Regions from separate parts of the Homo sapiens genome. Here region 1 is linked to region 2. The links are chromatin loops, found by intact Hi-C in ENCODE. Cell type or tissue: gastrocnemius medialis. All regions are shown on one strand. Each heading gives the region's core, and the rest is flanking DNA. Links, peaks and the distances in the headings are about the cores only. Region 1 overlaps SERGEF (secretion regulating guanine nucleotide exchange factor). Region 2 has its middle 4.6 kb from the start of KCNC1.

Region 1 (8,335 bases), core at 288-8,287, 250 kb after region 2:
GGTCCCCTGAGAAAGGGCAAGCAGAGTGCCATCTGCCAAAAACCTAAAAATGATGGCAAAATTACAGGCCAGTAACTAAATGCTTACTTTTAGAGAGCTCCTGGAACAAATCAATCTCCATCAGGAAAGAGGAAGATTCTTTGAATGGAAACTGAGCTCTCTGCCAGGGACCTCTACACCCTTCCCAGAACCATCTGGTGAGCTTGCAGCATGGCTGGTCACCCCACTCACTATGGACAGATGGGGAAGCCAAGGTCTCAAGGCAAGGCCTTGCAGATAGGCAGGAGCAAAGCTGGTCTTAAAACGCTGGGGCATCAGGCATCACTGTCAGCCTCAGGGAGCTGAGGCTCTGTGGCCTGGGCTTCTCCAAGAAGGTAGGAAGAGGGCAGGGCCAGCTACAGGCTGTATCTCCTGAACACAGCCATTGGAAATAGCATCACTTCCACATCCAAAAGTTCTACCCATCCCATGCCACCAGCACTCGAGTCTCTCGTCTATAGTTGGAGAAATCCAGGGATGAATAAAGCAGACCAAGTCCCTAACCTTGTGGGGCTCACATTCGGTTAGGAGAGAATGACAACAAATAAGTAAACATATAATGACACTATGGTTTCAGGCAATGAAAACTGCTATAATGAAAAATAACACAGTGAAGGGAATAGAGTGTAAGAGGTGACATTTGGACAAGAACCAATGGAAGTGAGGCAGTAGCTATGCAGGAATCACAGAGACGAGCATTCCTGGAAGAAAGAACTGCTAGAACACAGGCACAGAGGGGAAAGGTATTTAACCATTTCTCAGTGGGCTTTATACCACCAGCCACCACTCCCTAACCTGCTCCAATAAATACCTGCCCTTTCCTGCTTCAAAGGCCTCCTCCCTCTGGCAGTTCACCACCATAACTCCCCCAGAAGCTTTCTCCAGGAAGGAGAGACAAAATATCTGTTGCCCCCTCCCTAAAGCCTAAAGGGCTGCTACAGACTGAATGGTTGTGTCCCCATCAAATTCATATGTTGAAATCCTAACCCTTAATATTATGGAGACAAGGCCTGTGGGAGGTGATGAGGTCATGAAGGTAGGGCCCTCATGAATGGGATCATTGGCCTTATAAAAGAAACCCCAGAGAGCTCCTTTACTTCTTCTGCCATGTGAGGCACAGCAAAAAGGTGAGAGTCTATGAACCAGGAGGCAGGTCATCACCAGACACCAAATCTTCTGGTATTTTGATTAGGACTTCCCAGCCTCCAGAACTGTAAGACATAGGTTTCTATTGTTTATAAGCCACCCAGTCTATATCACTTGGTATAGCAGCCTGAATGGAATAAGATAGTCAATTGCTACATTTCCCATAAGGTCACCTTGAGAGGAAGTGGCATGATGAAATAAAATAAGCTTTGATATCAAACACAGCAGGATTCAAGTGTCTGCTTTGCTTTCTAACTAGCTATGGTACTTTATACAAGCCACTTAGCCTCTCTGAGCCTCAATCCTCACCTAGAATGAAGGGAAATGAACCCTACCTTAAGGGGCTACAGCAGTATTACCCTCAGGCTGTAGAGCAGTACCTGGCAGAGCACCTAGTACATAGTAAGTACTTGGCAAACACTGGCTCCCTGCCCTAACCTGATCCCCTTGGAAATTAAAAAAAAAAAAATGTTCTTATTCAACCAATTGTGCTAACTCATGTCTTCAGCATGTCTCTGGCAAGGCCCTGGGCCTGCCCATCTGTGGGGTATAGGACTTAAGAGATGACCCCTAATTCTATCCATTGCACAGTGTGATGGGAAGCCTTGGTCCAGAGAACTGAGGAGGAGAACTGGACAGGGCAGAGGCGAGCAGAAAAGATGTGCACATTGCTTTTGCTGTGAGTGAGAAGGTGAAAAATCATTAAGACCAGGCCCTTGAAGAAATCAGGAAAAAGGCAGACAGTTAACTGCCACTGCCAGGTCCTCTCCCACAGCTGGCTCACTGGCCCTTGTCCCCTGGATCTCCATGGGGCAGCCAGCTAGAGGTCAGATCCATATCAGTTCCTGTTAAGAGCAAGGACTATCAGCTATTAACTCAGGGTGTGTCCTTATGCAAGACCCTTTCCCTTTCTGGGCCTAGGTTCTCCCATCCATACAAAAACAGGGAAGGCCTGGGTGACCTCCAGGGGCCCTTTCAGCTCTGACCTTACTAATTCCGAATGATGACTCTACCAGCCTCATCCCAAGGCTAGCTGGCTGCCTACTGCTGCCATCTGGTGGCCCTGCAGGCCCAGCCCCTTGTCGAATACACCCACTTCAGAGGGTGACTCCTGCTTCTGCTTCAGGTGCACACATGCTACACTTCTCTAGACCACAGATCAATGGGTATTCACAGCCAAACACAAAATCCAAATATAATGATAACGCTTCATCTCTCTAGCAGAGATGACACAGCTGCAGCTGAGAACATGACCTCCCTTCTCAAAGACAGAAGGTAACCTGCATAAGATCACAGAGCTGCCTGGTTCCCAGGCCAGTACACGGTTTCACTTTGCCACAATGCTTAGGGCTGGTGGGTACCTGCAAACCAAAAATAAAGTCAGCCTAGAGCCAAGGAACAAAGCTGTTTGAAGGTGGGGAAAAAACTGCCAGGATTCCTCGCAAACCTCAAGAAATAGTAAGGCATGGCACGTGAACAGGCTGAGCACTGCTTGCAGAAATTAACTGGAAATACAAACTTGGGGTATCCAATGTATCTCCCTAATCTTGGAGGTGATCATTCATAAGAACACCTGCAGGGTCTTCCATAAACCAGGCTCCAAGCCACCACCACAGCCTGGATCCTAGACTAGGCAGACCACCAAATAGTGGGGAAGACACCTGGGGTAGCATTGTGTGTTTGTGTGAGCTTCCCCCTGCCAGACAGCAGCTCCTCCGGGCAGGGTTATATCTTTTCTTCTCTATCTCCAGGCCTCTTAACACCTGGCCAGAGGCGCTCAGTGAATGCAAGTATACAAGTAGATCCTTTAGGTTTCTGCACAACATGGGACCTGTCTATTCTTTGTGGACTCAACTGATCATACCCTTGGCTCTGTCTGCAGCCTTCCTTTACAGTGTAGACCCTGAAAAAGCACATTGTGTGACTTTAACTAGGTCGCTTGCTTTTCCAGGCCTCTATCATCGCACATCTGCAGCATACTAGGGTTTTACTGGATGATCTTCGAAGTCCTTTTAATTCTAAAATGCTAGAATTTGAAACCCCCAGGCAAATCAAGACTGATCTTCACCTGCAGACACAGCCGCTAAAAAATGGGAAAGGGGAAAGTAATCAAACAATGCTTCCCTCTAGTGGTTCAGTGCTGTCATTACACCCTACCTGCGCAGAGACCCTGTCACTCAACTTCTACTCCAATTCACCCTGAACTCTGAATGAAAGAAATCAGCCTGCAGCCAGCAGAGCCCAAGTGCAGGGGAGCGGGAGAGAAAAGAAAGAGGCCAGGCTCAAGAAGCCAAAGAGGCCTCTTAGCCAGTTCCACAATAGTGGAGAAATTATCCATCTTTAGGAACAAATATATTTTGCAACTTAAAGGACCTTTTGTGACCTCCAACTCCCCTCTTCAGATGAAGAAACTGAGGCTCAGGGATATTCAGGAGGGACTTACCCAAAGTCACAAAGCTGACTCATGACCGAGCCAAAAATAGATGGCCACTCTCCTGCCTCCTGCTAAAGTATCTTGCCTCTCTTCCATGCAACCTCCGAATTGAGGCCCGTGCAAGTGACTTGTCAAGGACATATATACATGGGAATAGATGGCAAAGGAGCCAGTCTCTTGCACTGAGGGGTAAGTGATCTTATTAACTTTAAAATAGTATTTATAGGAGCTATAATCAAATTGAAAATATTCAAAATTCATCATAGAAAACAAATTCACTCATAATCCCACCTGGCCCATTTCCTTCTAGTCTTTTCTACAGAAACATTCTTTTTTTCTTTCAACAAATTAGAAGTTACAGTATGGTTAATCATTCTTTTCACTTACTATACCACGAGCGTATTCCTGTCATTAAATATCCTTCTAAAACATTCTATTTAATGACAATATAATATTCCAACATATGGCTCTGCCACAATTTGTTTAACCAATCTCTCTTCAATTTTATTTGTTTCCATACCTTTGTTTTTGTCATTATAAATTAGGCTGCAGTAAATGGCATTATACTTAATCTTTGAATACATCCATGACTATTTCTTTAGGCCAGTTTTATTTTTTATAGGATAGAATTTCAGAGCTGGAATGACCCTTAAAGATTATTATGTAAACGTATTGGCCAGATGGAAGAAAGGGACCAGAGAGTTTAGTGTCTTGCCAGAGGACAAAGAGAAAGCAAGAGAAGCAAGTCAAACTCTCCATCTATTAAAATGTGACCTTCCCAAAGCCCAACCACAATTTCACACCCTTCCCTGACCAACTTCACCCACACTGACCTCTCCTTCCCCTGAAATCCTAGAGCCTGCAGTGTCTGGGTCACTCCTTCGGCCCTTGGCCACAATCTTTTTATTCTTCTACTAAATATTTAGTTGCTCATCCAACCACAAGCTTCCTAAAGGTGGTTCTGGATTTTATATTCCCCTGTATTCTGTAGCATAGTACTATATGCATATAGATAAGCATTTCACAAATATCTGCTAAAGGACTAAAGATACCTATGAATTTCCTTCCAATTGCTTGCCGAAATGTAGTATCACTGTCAAAAGCTGGGGAAAGATGTTTCTTTGAAGGGTAAAAGAAGTTTAGCTGATGAGTTAGAGCTCTCTGAGAAACACAAGATCTGGAATTAGAATAGCAGGCTTGGGGACAAAAGATGGGATTCAAGTTTTAGCTCTGCCCTTCTGTGTGAAACAGGGCAATGCCATTAACGAATTAGGGACTCTTGTGTGAAGTAAGGATAATAATACTCATCTTGCCAACTTCATATGAGAACATGGATGTGAAAGTACTTTATAGTAATAAAGGTGGTCCGTGAGAGTTATGATTGCTGTTGTATTCTCATGTAGCTGCTTCTGTGAATCCCAGAATGGCCTCCTGACCCTCGCTTCTCAGGAACCATTTCCCAGTTTCTACTCCACACACATATCCTTAAAGAAATCTATGGCTGCACTCTTCAGGTAAGAATAAGTGTTTTCTTGAAGCAGAACTTCTTTTTTTTTCTCTTTGAGACAGGGCCTCACTCTGTCACCCAGGCTGGACTGCAGTGGCGCAACCTTAGCTTACTGCAACCTCCACCTCCTGGGCTCAAGCCATCCTCCTGCCCCAGCCTCCCAAGTAGCTGGGACCACAGGCACGCACCACCACACCCAGATAATTTTTTTTATATTTTGTTGTAGAGACAGAGTTTTGCCATACTGCCCAGGCTGATCTCAAACTCCTGGGCTCAAGAGATCCACCTGCCTCAGCCTCCCAAAGTGTTGGAATTACAGACGTGAGCCACCATGCCTGGCCAAAGCAGAACTTCTTATACAGAAGGAACTGTCATTCCTGGTTCAGGTCCCTGGATTTGACTAGTTAAGTCGTCCACACTTCCTCATCATCTCTGGAAAGAATGTAACAAGGCAGAAAGAACACTGTACTGAGAGTCATGAGACTTGATTGAGTTCTGGTCCTAGCTCCTTCATTCACTCACTGTGCCTCCCCTATTTAGTCCTCAGTTTTCACATCTCTAAACTGAGGAATTAAGGCCAGATGATCTCTAAGTTTCCATCCATTACTGACATTCTAAGGATTCTAGGATAAAAACTCATGACTTTAATAAGAATAAAAAAGTATCCATTTCAAAACAAGCCTTTGGGCTCAGTTTGACTTTCACTCATGGGGTTTTCAAAATTCTAAAGCACAAGCATCATTAATTCCAAAGCACCTGCTTTAAATAGAGCCCATGAGGTCAGAATCTCCCCAGGCTTGGTTGAAGTTTCATGATATATGGTCCCAAAGAAGATGGAGTAATGTATACTGTCACCCTATTCTGAAAAGGATCTTGGCCCCAAAACAGAAAAATCAGCATTAGGTATATTTATAAACTCAGTTTAGTGTGAATCAATGGCTGGGCTTGAATTTCACTAATGCTTAGACATCAAATGCAATAAAATATTTCTTGGGCTGTGACACTTGAAAGAGTAGCTAACAGCCAGTCCCTTTCATATGTACCATACAATTCCCCTCTTTAGGAAAACAAATAATAAAAAACCTCAATCAAAAGGATATAACCACAAATCAAGAGGACACCGATGGAAGGGAGAAAATTTCACTGGAAAGTAGAACTAGATTTCTAGCTTAAAGTTGCCATAAAGTCACTTTCTCTCTGCTTGGTTTCAGTTTTTTCATTTGCAAAGTGAGGAAGTTGCTTCTTCCATCATTGATTCTCTAAAACTTCTAAGACTCTTTGGCTCTTTAAGGTAACACTGAAGAAAGTAAAGAATGTCAAAGAACTCCCTGTATTTGTTCTCACTTTTTCAATCCATATTCCTTGTAAGACCACAAGGCTACTTTGGGATACTGCATGATTCAGGGAAAGCTTCCAGCACCCCAAAAGCAACTGGATTCTAGACATTCTGACCAACTCCACATTAAGGTTTAGATCTTGTGTAAATAATTCCCTTTGAAATTCTAACACACCGTCAGCAACCAGCACTTGTAACCAGCATTTGTAAGCACTGATCTTTCTGCACTCTTCAGGAGAGTTCTGAATCAACTTGTCACCCATCCAGAGACATTCACATCCAGCCCCACAGAGATATAAAGAGAAGAAATGGAGCATGTGATCTCTAGAGAGCTCAAGAGTTTCCAAAAGAGTAGTGGGAGCTAATGTGTCTTTAAAAGACATATGAGCCAGTCCTGTGCTGGATGCTTTAATACATCATCTCTTTTAATCCTCATATCAGGTCAGCAGTTATTTCCCCACTTTCCTAATAAGGAAATAAGTTCAAAGAAGTTGGGTTTTTTCATTTGTCCAACATGTCTTAAGTAGGCAAAAGCAAGCATGGCTCCTGCCTTCATGGGGCTTACAGTCTAGTGGGAAAGGAAATTAGTCAAAGAATGCTACCAAAAAAGAGCACAAAAGAGAGGTTTACGGTGCTATGAGAACAGAAAAAAAAAAAAGGAGAAATGACTAGTCAGCAATGTCAAGAGAAGTTCTCCCAGATACCTAAGTTAAGGGTTAAGACTTTAAAAAAAAAAAAAAAGGATTTAGCTAAGTCAAACTGAAGAAGAGGTGCATGGATAAGTGGCCAAATAGAGGGAATATCAGGTGCAAAGGCACTATGGTGGGAAATGAATGATGCTTTCAAGGGACCAAGCAAAGGCCAGAGTGCAGATTGGATAGGGATCAAGAACTAGCATGGTGAGAAATGGGACTGGAAAGGTCAGCAGACATCAGATTACATAGGACCTGTAGAACCACTAAGGATTATATTTTCATCATAAGAGCAATGGGAAGCCATATGAATGTAACACAATGGGTTTGAAGAGATCTTTCAACTGAGGTATGAAGAATGGGTTGGAGGGGAGAGGGAGGATATTAGTCATTCTCACACTCCTATAAAGAATACTTAAGACTAGGTAATTGATAAAGAGAAGAGGTTTAATTGGCTTATGGTTCTGTAGGCTGTACAGGAAGCATAGTTCGAGCATTAGCTTCTGGGGAGGCCTCTGGAAGCGTACAATCATGGTGGAAGAGGAAGCGGGAGCTTGGACATCATCTGACAAGAGCAGGCGCAAGGCAGCAAGAGGGAAATGGTACACACTTTTAAACAACCAGATCTCATGAGAACTCACTCACAATGGCAAGGACAGTACCAAGAAGAATGGTACTAAACCATTCATGAGAAATGTACCCCAATGATCCAATCACCTCCCATCAGGCCCCACCTCCAACACTGGGGATTACATTTCAACATGAGATTTGGGTGGGGACACACATCCAAACTATATCAAGGAGTAAATATGGGAAGACCAGAACACCAGTTAAAGGCTACTGCAGGATTTAGTTAAGAGGTGACAGTGGGCTGAACTAGGGTGGTGACAATGGAGACAGAGAGAGGTGGAGCTGCCCACAGTCACACAATCAGTAGGTTAAGAGAGCTAAGATTCAAGCCTTGGTCTATCTGACTTCAAAGCCCAGGTTTTTCTCTACCTTGCCATTTACTTATTCATTCAGCACTTAGTTACTGATCATCTGTTATGTATCAGGCCTGTGCCAGATGCTGGGGATATGGCCATGAACAAAACAGACACTGCTCTCATGTAATTTACAGTCTAGACATTAAACAAATAAGAATACAAAGAGATGTACACAATTACAAATTGGGATGAGTA
Region 2 (8,335 bases), core at 304-8,303:
GATGAACAATGATATAAATTTAAATGATTCTGACATTGAGAAGATAATTAGAACCACAAAATTTATCTAGATCATGCCAAAAAGTGGTTTATTAAAAGAAGAAGAAAATTTTCTAATAGATTTATGGAAAAGACTCTTGCATGGTTTAATAATCCCACCAGTGAATAATGGCAAATTACATGAACACATTGGGAAAAGATTTAAATTTTTTGCTGATCTGTTACAAACTACTGGCATCCACAAAGATAGCATAAAATTCATAATATGCCACTATAACAAGACCTCAACATCATCAACACAATTATTAAAGAAACTTGTCAATTAAAAAATATTTAAAATTAGTCACCACACAAGAAAACTCAAAATGCCTTGAGTTTTTACAGCCCACAGATGAAAGAAACTTGATTGAGGTTTCCTCAAATTTGACATCAATTCTAAAAATGTACATGACATTTCCAATAGACTTGTGAGCCTGAAATTTCCTTAAATTATCAATGGTACAAAACAAGTTTTGATCAACCATGTTGAAGGAAAGACTGAATAATCTCTCTATTCTCTGTATAGAAAATGATATTATAAAACCATTGTCACATGAAGAAGCAATCAAAGAATGTGCAGCCGGATGCGGGTGGAAAGAGGTAGGCAAGACTGAAAAAGACAAGAAAAAGGAGCAAGAGGTGGAAGGTAGATAGAATGAGGAGACGAGGAGGAAGATAAAGGCAAAGATGATGATGTGATAATGATGAAAAAACAAGTTGGTCCTACCTTCGTTTTTTTTTTTCTCTCATAAGGCATTTGAAACACTCGCACTGCACACAAGTCACTCCTATTTAAAAACATTCGATGAGAGGCTGTGCAATATTTGTTTTTATATTGCACAGGGTCATTTTTGTGTAGTTGGTAACTTATTTTTTTCAGAGAACACGTGACAGTGGGTTTTAATTCATGTAGAACTTTCCCAGTAGCAGGGGGAAGTGAGTCCTATGGTATGCCAATGGCTACATAATTCCCTGGGATCTAGGCCTGGCTGTGTCATTGACCAGCTCTAAGATCTTGGGAATGGGACTTAACCCACCTGGACTTTGGCATTTACTCTGTGGAATAAATTAGTAAATTTAAAAAGTATGTCTCAGTTTTGAAATTATTTCATAATTTGCTTAAAGCATTTCAAAGAAAGAAGAGATTATGAAGCAGATCTCTTACAGATAAGGAAACCGGGACCACAACAAACTGAGAAGCTTATTCTCAGCACAGGCAACTCAATTATAGACTCCTGGTTAACTGGTCCTTCTTTCTTTTACTTTTCCCAATTTTTAAATTAAGATATAACTCACAACCATAAAATTCACCTTTTTAAAATGCATAGTTCAGTGGTTTGTACTATATGCACAAGGCTATGCAACCATCACGACTGTCTAATCTCAAAACATGTTCATCACCCCCAAAAGAAACCCATAGGCATTAGCTGTCACTCTTCACTATCCCCTTCCTCCTGCTTGCCCCTGGCAACCACTAACCTACTTTCTGACTCTATGGATTTGCGTATTTGGGAAATTTCATATGAAAGGAATCATGTATAAAATTCATAATATGCCACTGTAACTAGACCTCAACAATTAACACCAACATCATGTTTTCAAGCTTCATCTATCTTTTTTTTTTTTTTTTTTGAGACAGTCTCCCTCTGTCACCCAGGCTGGAGTACAGTGGCGTGATCTCAGCTCACTGCAACCTTTACCTCCTGGGTTCAAGCAATTCTTCTGCCTCAGCCTCCCAAGTAACTGGGATTACAGGCACCCACCACCACGCTCGCCTAATTTTTGTATTTTTAGTAGAGATGGGGTTTCACTATGTTGGCCAGGCTGGTCTTGAACTCCTGACCTCAGGTGATCCCCCCACCTCGGCCTCCGAAAGTGCTGGGATTACAGGTGTGAGCCACCGCACCCAGCCAGTTCATCTATCTTACAGCGTGTAGCATACTTCATTCCTTTTTATGCTGAATAATAGTGTATTATACGGATATATCACACTTTTTTAATTCATTCATCTGTTGGTCACGTGGGTTATTTCTACTTCTTAGCTATTAGGAATAATGCTGCTGTGAACATTCAAGTACAAGTGTCTGTGTAAATGTGTGCTTTCAATTTTCTTGGGTATGTATCTAAAAGCAGAATTGCTAGCTATATCACAGCTCTATGTTTAAAGTTTTGAGGAACTGTCAAACTTTTCCCCAAAGCAGCTGCACCATTTTATATTCCCATCAGCAACATATAGGGGTTCCAATGTCTCCACATCCTTGACAACATTCTGTTGTTTGTCTTTTTTGTTAGAAGTAGCCTAGTGGGTGTGAAGTGGGTTTTGAGTTGCATTTCTCTAATCACATGTTGAGCATGTTTTCATGTGCGTATTGAGTATTTGTATGTTTTCTTTGGAGAAATGTCCATTCAAATTCTTTGCCCATTTTAAAATTAGGTTGTCTTTTTGTTGTTGAGTGGTATGGTTTGGCTCTGTGTCCCCACCCAGATCTCACCTAGAATTGTAATCCCCATAATCCCCATGTGTCAAGGGCAGGACCAGGTGGAGGCAGTTGGATCACTGGGAGTGGTTTCCCCCATGCTCTTCTCATGATAGTGAGTTCTCAATGAGATCTGATGGTTTTATAAGTGTCTGATGTTTCCCCTGCTTCCATTCACTACATCCTGCCACCCTGTGAAGAAGGTGCCTGCTTCTCCTTTGCCTTCTGCCATGATTGTAAGTTTCCTGAGGCCTCCTCAGCAATGTGGAACAGTGAGTCAATTAAACCTCTTTCCTTTATAAATTACCCAGTCTTGGGTATTTCTTCATAGCAGTGTGAGAATGGACTAATACATTGAGTTATGAGAGTTCTTTATCTAATCTAGATATCAGACTCTTATCAGATATAGGATTTGCAATTATATCTCCCATTCTGCGAATTCTTTTCACTTCCTTTGAAGCACAAATGTCTATTTTATTTTGATGAGATCCAAGATCCAAGTTATCTACCTGTTCCTTTTTTTTTTTTTTTTTTTTGCTTATGGTTTTGACATCACATCTAAGAAACGATTACTTACTTCAAGTTCTTCTAAGAGTTATATGACTTTGGCCCTAACATTTAGGAATTTGGTCCATTTAAAATTTTTAATATGGTGTAAGTATGGGATCCAAATTCATTCTTTTGCGTATGAATATATAGTTGTTTCAGCATCATTTATTGAAATGACGATTCTTTCTCCATTGAATTGTCTTGGCACTCTTGTCAAAAATTAATTGACCATAAATATATGAGTTTATTTCTGTACTCTCAATTCTATTCCATTGATCTATCTATCTATCCTTATGCCAATACCACACAGTCTTGATTATTGTAGTGTGGTAGTTAGTTTTGAAATTGGGAAGCGTGAGTCCTCCAGCTTTACTCTCCTTCTTCAATACTGTTGTGAGTTTTCTGGGTCCCTTGCATTTCATAATGTATCTTTAAGTAGTCCTGTCCAGGAGGTGTTTTCAGTAGCTACTAACTGTGCCTGGTACTACCCGGGACCTATAAATTGGCATAGAAATGTAAAGCAGGGTCTTGTTAGTACACAGAAAAAAATAGTTATATTGGAGGGAAGGTGATGATTTTTTAATTTCCAGTCATCTTCGATGTAGCTTATGTAAAATAAATGTATTAACTAAATATTATTCTGTAATTGCAAAAAAAGTTGCATCTGTTTTTGTTGGCATACTGAATGCTTCCAAATAAATGTAACTTATTTTAAATCATTATATAGGTGTGCCGTGCAGTTAATAAAAATATGAAGCTTTTTTCTGTATTTTTAAATATTTGTAGTATATGTCAGCTTCTTAAAATTTATATTTGGTCTTGAGTCCTTTTCTAAGTCTAAATAAATATTCACTTTTGTATCCAACTTTGTATTCTTTTTTGCTTTCTTTTTTTAAAAGAGTGACCCCCAAAACTTCCAGGCTTCAGGCCCTACACACCCTGGACCCACCTCTGCATACTGACCATGCTCACCTGCAGGCTGACACATCCACAGGTGTACATACAAGAGAACTTGCCAGGCTCTCCCTATCAGAGGAGCCGCAGAGGGAAGACCTTTAGGGTAGCCACGAGTCTCCAGCTGCTTCTGGGAGGAGAACTCAGTGTCCTCTGCACAGTCCTGCTGTGAACATGCTTGCAGGAGGGCCTGTACCCACCCAGCCTCCTTACATATATGCACACCTGACCATGTTCACCACAGCCATCATCTCATCTCACACTTCCGCACCTCCCTCCCACAGCCTGCAGGGAGAGGCATCCAGGCCCAGGGAGGGCTAATGCTCTGTCCCCAGGGCCACACTGACACCCTAAGGGACATTGCTGAAGGATGGTAGGAGTCCATGAGGGGGAGGGGGTGTAAGGGCTGGTCACAGAGGGATGAGAAGTGGGCTAGGGAGCCCGAGGGAAGGGAGAAAAGGGAAGAAGAGGAAATGAGGTACCATGTCATTTAATCCTTACCAGACATTGGTCCCTTTATGGATAATGAGGAAATAGAAGCCTAGAGAGGGAATGGGACTAGTTGACGCAGCTAGTGAATAGCAAAAATGGGATTTGTAACCAAGTCTGTCTACATCAGTGGTTCTCTCAACCGGAAGAAATTTTACCTCCCAGGGTACATTTGGCAGTGTCTGTAGACCTTTTTGGTGATCACTGCTAGGGAAGAGGCTTCTACCGACACCTAGTGGACAGAGGCCTGCTAAATATCCTGCAATGCACAGTACAGCACCCGGCCCCAACCCTGGCAAAGGATTACATCTGAGCCAAGATGTCAACAGTGCAGAAGTTGAGAAACCCTGGTCTAGACACCTTCCAAGAGTATTCTTCACCTTGGCCCCTTTCTGGACTTCCCATGGCCTAAGCCATGTTGGTGCCCCTGCCCCAGAGTTTCCAAGAAGGAACAGCTAGCTGTATACCTCGCTGCAGCTCAGCCCAGGTTACCAGGGTCACTGCTCAACCTACAGATCTGTGGCCAAGGTCGCCAATTTCCCACTACGGCATCTCTGGATTCAATCTTCCCTGACCATTGGAGGCAGGCGGTATGGTCTAGGGAGGGGATGTCTGCCACCCCCACGGCTTACCATCAGAGCAGGGTTACTATCCTCAAAGCCTTCTCGGTCAATACCCAGCTTAGGTTAGTTCCCAGCCATGGCCACAAGATGGCACCCCAGCCCACCAGGAGGGCTGAGGCTCTGGGCCTGGGAGAGCAGCATGGAGGATGTGCCAACCTGGACAAAAGCCTAGGGGCTGGACTTGGGCCAGTTCCAGAGCTTAGCAGGACCAGATCTAAGGCCTGCAAGTGCCAGGTGGGAAAACATAGGCCAAACTTGGCTTCAGAACTCCCTTCACCTTTTTTTTAGTCCACTCCCAACACCAGCTTATATTCTAGCCTTTCCTACATGAAGCTTACTGAAGCCCAGCAATCCCTCCTTGGGCCTAAACAAGAGAAATTCTAGAACTTAGATGTTAAGGATACAGGAGTTATTATTATTATTTCAATACAACAGTAAAAGCAAAAAACGAGGCACAGAGAAGTTGAGTAACTTGCCCAAGGTCACAGCTAGTCAGTACTGGAGCTGGGATTTGAATCCAGGCAGTCTGGTTTTAAAGTCTGTGCTCTTAGCCACTGAACATACCACACCACAACTGCTCCCACCCCCACCAGCCCCAGCTACCAAAGACCCTCTGGCACCAGACCACAAGCTTTCTTCTGCAAGGGAGGGGCAAATGGCTGCGAATAGGAGGTGCTGCTCCAAAGTGGAAAAGGAGTGAGGTTTTCAGTCTAGCTGGGGGTCTGTCGTTAGTGTTTGCGAGTGAGAAGCTAGGGAATGGTTAGTCATTCTTCCTCCTATTTCCCCCCAAAACCCTCTGTTTCTCTGTTTTCTGGTTTTTGGTTTTTGTTGATTTCTTCTGTGTTGCCCTCTTGGTTTTCCTAGGCTGTTTGCAAATGCTAGCATTCTCGCAGTGTGAAGGGGAAGTGAGAGAAGAAAGTTTGATGTCCTGTTCAGGATCCACAAGGGAGGCCATTCTTTGGGGCCTGGGCTGGGGGTGTGTCATCAGGGATCAAAGTGAGAATCCTAAAGTGGAACAGTGTGGGGCACATTGGGAACAGCTACCCTCTCCTGCTGGGGAGGCTCCTGTGTCTGAGTTTTCTCTGCTTACCTCTTGGGGGATTTTAGGGTGTAATGGGCTTTAGGGTGCAATGAATACCCTTTCACATTCCTTCTGCCTCCAACCCTGGCCTACCTCCCTCTTTCTAACACATCGTCCAGAGCCCCTAATCACCCAACCTTCTGCCTACCAGGAGCCCCTTGTTTCTCTCTGTCTCTCTGTGCCCCCTCCCCAACTGCCTGGGTCACACTGCAGCCCCCTATTAGGACTCGCCATGGCGTAGTGATGGGGCCCTGCACTGATTCCCTAAAAAACCCTGGGTAAGTCCCTCCTCCTGACTTGGTCTCCATTAGGTGTTCCAGACTCCCACAGTCTCTGCCACTTGGGTTCTAGGATCCCAGCCTCTCTCCTAGCCTTTCTCAAATCATCTGGACCTTAGTGAGGATCTACTGTATTCTGGGCACTCTGGAGGGAAGCAAACAAGAAGCCCTGGAGGAGCTGATGGTCCTTTTATGGAGATCAGATGAGCTATGGAGAAGATCAGGAGCCATACTCTGATCCCGTGTGGTTCTGCAGGTGAAGAGAGAGGTGAAGTCCTGGAACCCTATGGCTAGTAGAATCCCAGAAGATTCTTGGGTGAGAAGAGGGGCTGGACATCTGGGTAGAAAGAAAGGAAGGTTTGGAGAGGCTGCTTTCTTGTCTCTCCCCATCTTGATTTCTCCCAGCTGTGTGTGTGTGTGTGTGTGTGTGTGTGTGTGTGTGTGTGTGTGTGTGTATGTGTCTGCCTCTGTGTCCACCTTTTTCTCTTCCTTCTGGATTCTCCATTTCTATTTCATCTTCTACCAATGTTGGGACAGAATTTCCTGAGAACCCATGTCCCGGGGATCTGAATATGGGCCAGGATGGGCCACACCAGGCCGGGCCACACCAGGCCAGGCTTCCTTGTGGTTAGGAGATGGGGACTCACACTGGTCAGGGTGAAAGGGACACTCAAAATCACTCTCATCCCTGCATTACTCTGAGATTGAAGGGGAAACAGCTCCTATTTAGAGGAATCACACAGATCAATATCTGGAGGGAGGAGGTGCCATGCAGGCCCCAAAATCCAACCCTCTCTTTGTCTCTGCCCAACTCTGCCCATTTCTGACTTAATTTAGCCTCTCTGTCTCTCCCCTTGTCCTATTCCCATCTGTCAATCCTTGCCCTGCCCCTCTCCACCCCTTCAAGCCTTTTACCCACCACACACAGATTTTCCTGTGGCTAGATTGGGATTCCCCTGGCCAAGTAAGGAGAGCGATGTCTGTGGCACAGCTTTGTCCCCAGGCTCACAACGGCATCTGTGGGTCAGGGTAGAGGGACAGCTGTCTGCACAGTTAGAAAGTGCCAGCAGTAATAAAAGCCTCATATCTTCTTAATTAAATCGCCCTTTGCCCAGGCATCCTGTGTTCGATTGGGTTGAGCTGGGATCAATAAGCCTCTTTCCCACCCCAGCCACCCCTGGAGACGGGCCTGACCTCCCCAGTCCTGCCTAGGCCCACCTGGCCACCTCCCCAGAAGGCTGGGAGCTTCTCAAGGCCAGAGGCTGGGTCAGATTCATCTCTTGTGTCCTTGTGCCTGGGACGGATCCTGAAACAAGTAAGGAGTAAAGGAGTGATTGCTTTACTGAGTAAACCAAGGCACTAGCAGCAGGCATGGGCCAGGAAGGCTTTGAGGTTCAAACTGGAACTCCCACCCCCAGGACCAACTGTGAAGATGGAGGAATCACAGCAAGCAGCAGCTCCCACCCAGCTCCCAGACATAACACCAGCTTATCACCCAGGGCAGTTGAAGCCCTAGGAAGTGCGGGGTGGGGGTGTCAGTGCTCAGGGAAACTACGAGCAGTTGCTGCTTCTGACCTCTGAGGGCAGAAGGTCCTTTTCATAAGGGGTCTCCACCTAGGGATCCAGGGTTAGTGTGGGAGAGTCCGTGAGCTTGGATGGATGTGGCACTCATGGGAGACTCCCTCTGTCTGAAGCTATAAAGGGCCCAGGGTCAGTAAGGAGTCCAAAGGGGTTAATAGGGGTCCAGGATTGATTGTTAGTGGAGGGCGTAGAGGATAACGTGGTGTGTGTGTGTGTGTGTGTGTGTTGGGGTTCATGCAAGACATTACCCATGGAAGGAACATGG

The links. A loop is a pair of places that touch in the nucleus more often than their neighbours do. Peaks named below come from ENCODE experiments on the same cell type or tissue, not always from the same donor. Only the 100,000 strongest peaks of a DNase experiment are listed, where the experiment ranks them.
Region 1: a loop joins it to region 2, with 10 times the contacts of the local background. A loop is called at or near these places in 100 of 110 quality-filtered maps.

Annotation. Positions count from the first base shown.
Region 1 is chr11:17,976,638-17,984,972 of GRCh38, forward strand. The region is part of intron 8 of SERGEF (secretion regulating guanine nucleotide exchange factor); the gene reads right to left. Among named protein-coding and RNA genes, the nearest start is that of SERGEF, 32 kb to the right of the region's middle. In gastrocnemius medialis, for the core only: CTCF peaks have their summits at 2,239 (motif pointing left) and 3,318 (motif pointing left); a DNase peak (open chromatin) is centred at 2,174; H3K27ac peaks cover 294 bases.
Region 2 is chr11:17,725,992-17,734,326 of GRCh38, forward strand. No RefSeq gene overlaps it. Among named protein-coding and RNA genes, the nearest start is that of KCNC1, 4.6 kb to the right of the region's middle. In gastrocnemius medialis, for the core only: CTCF peaks have their summits at 4,695 (motif pointing left) and 5,244 (motif pointing right); DNase peaks (open chromatin) are centred at 4,780 and 5,270; H3K27ac peaks cover 280 bases.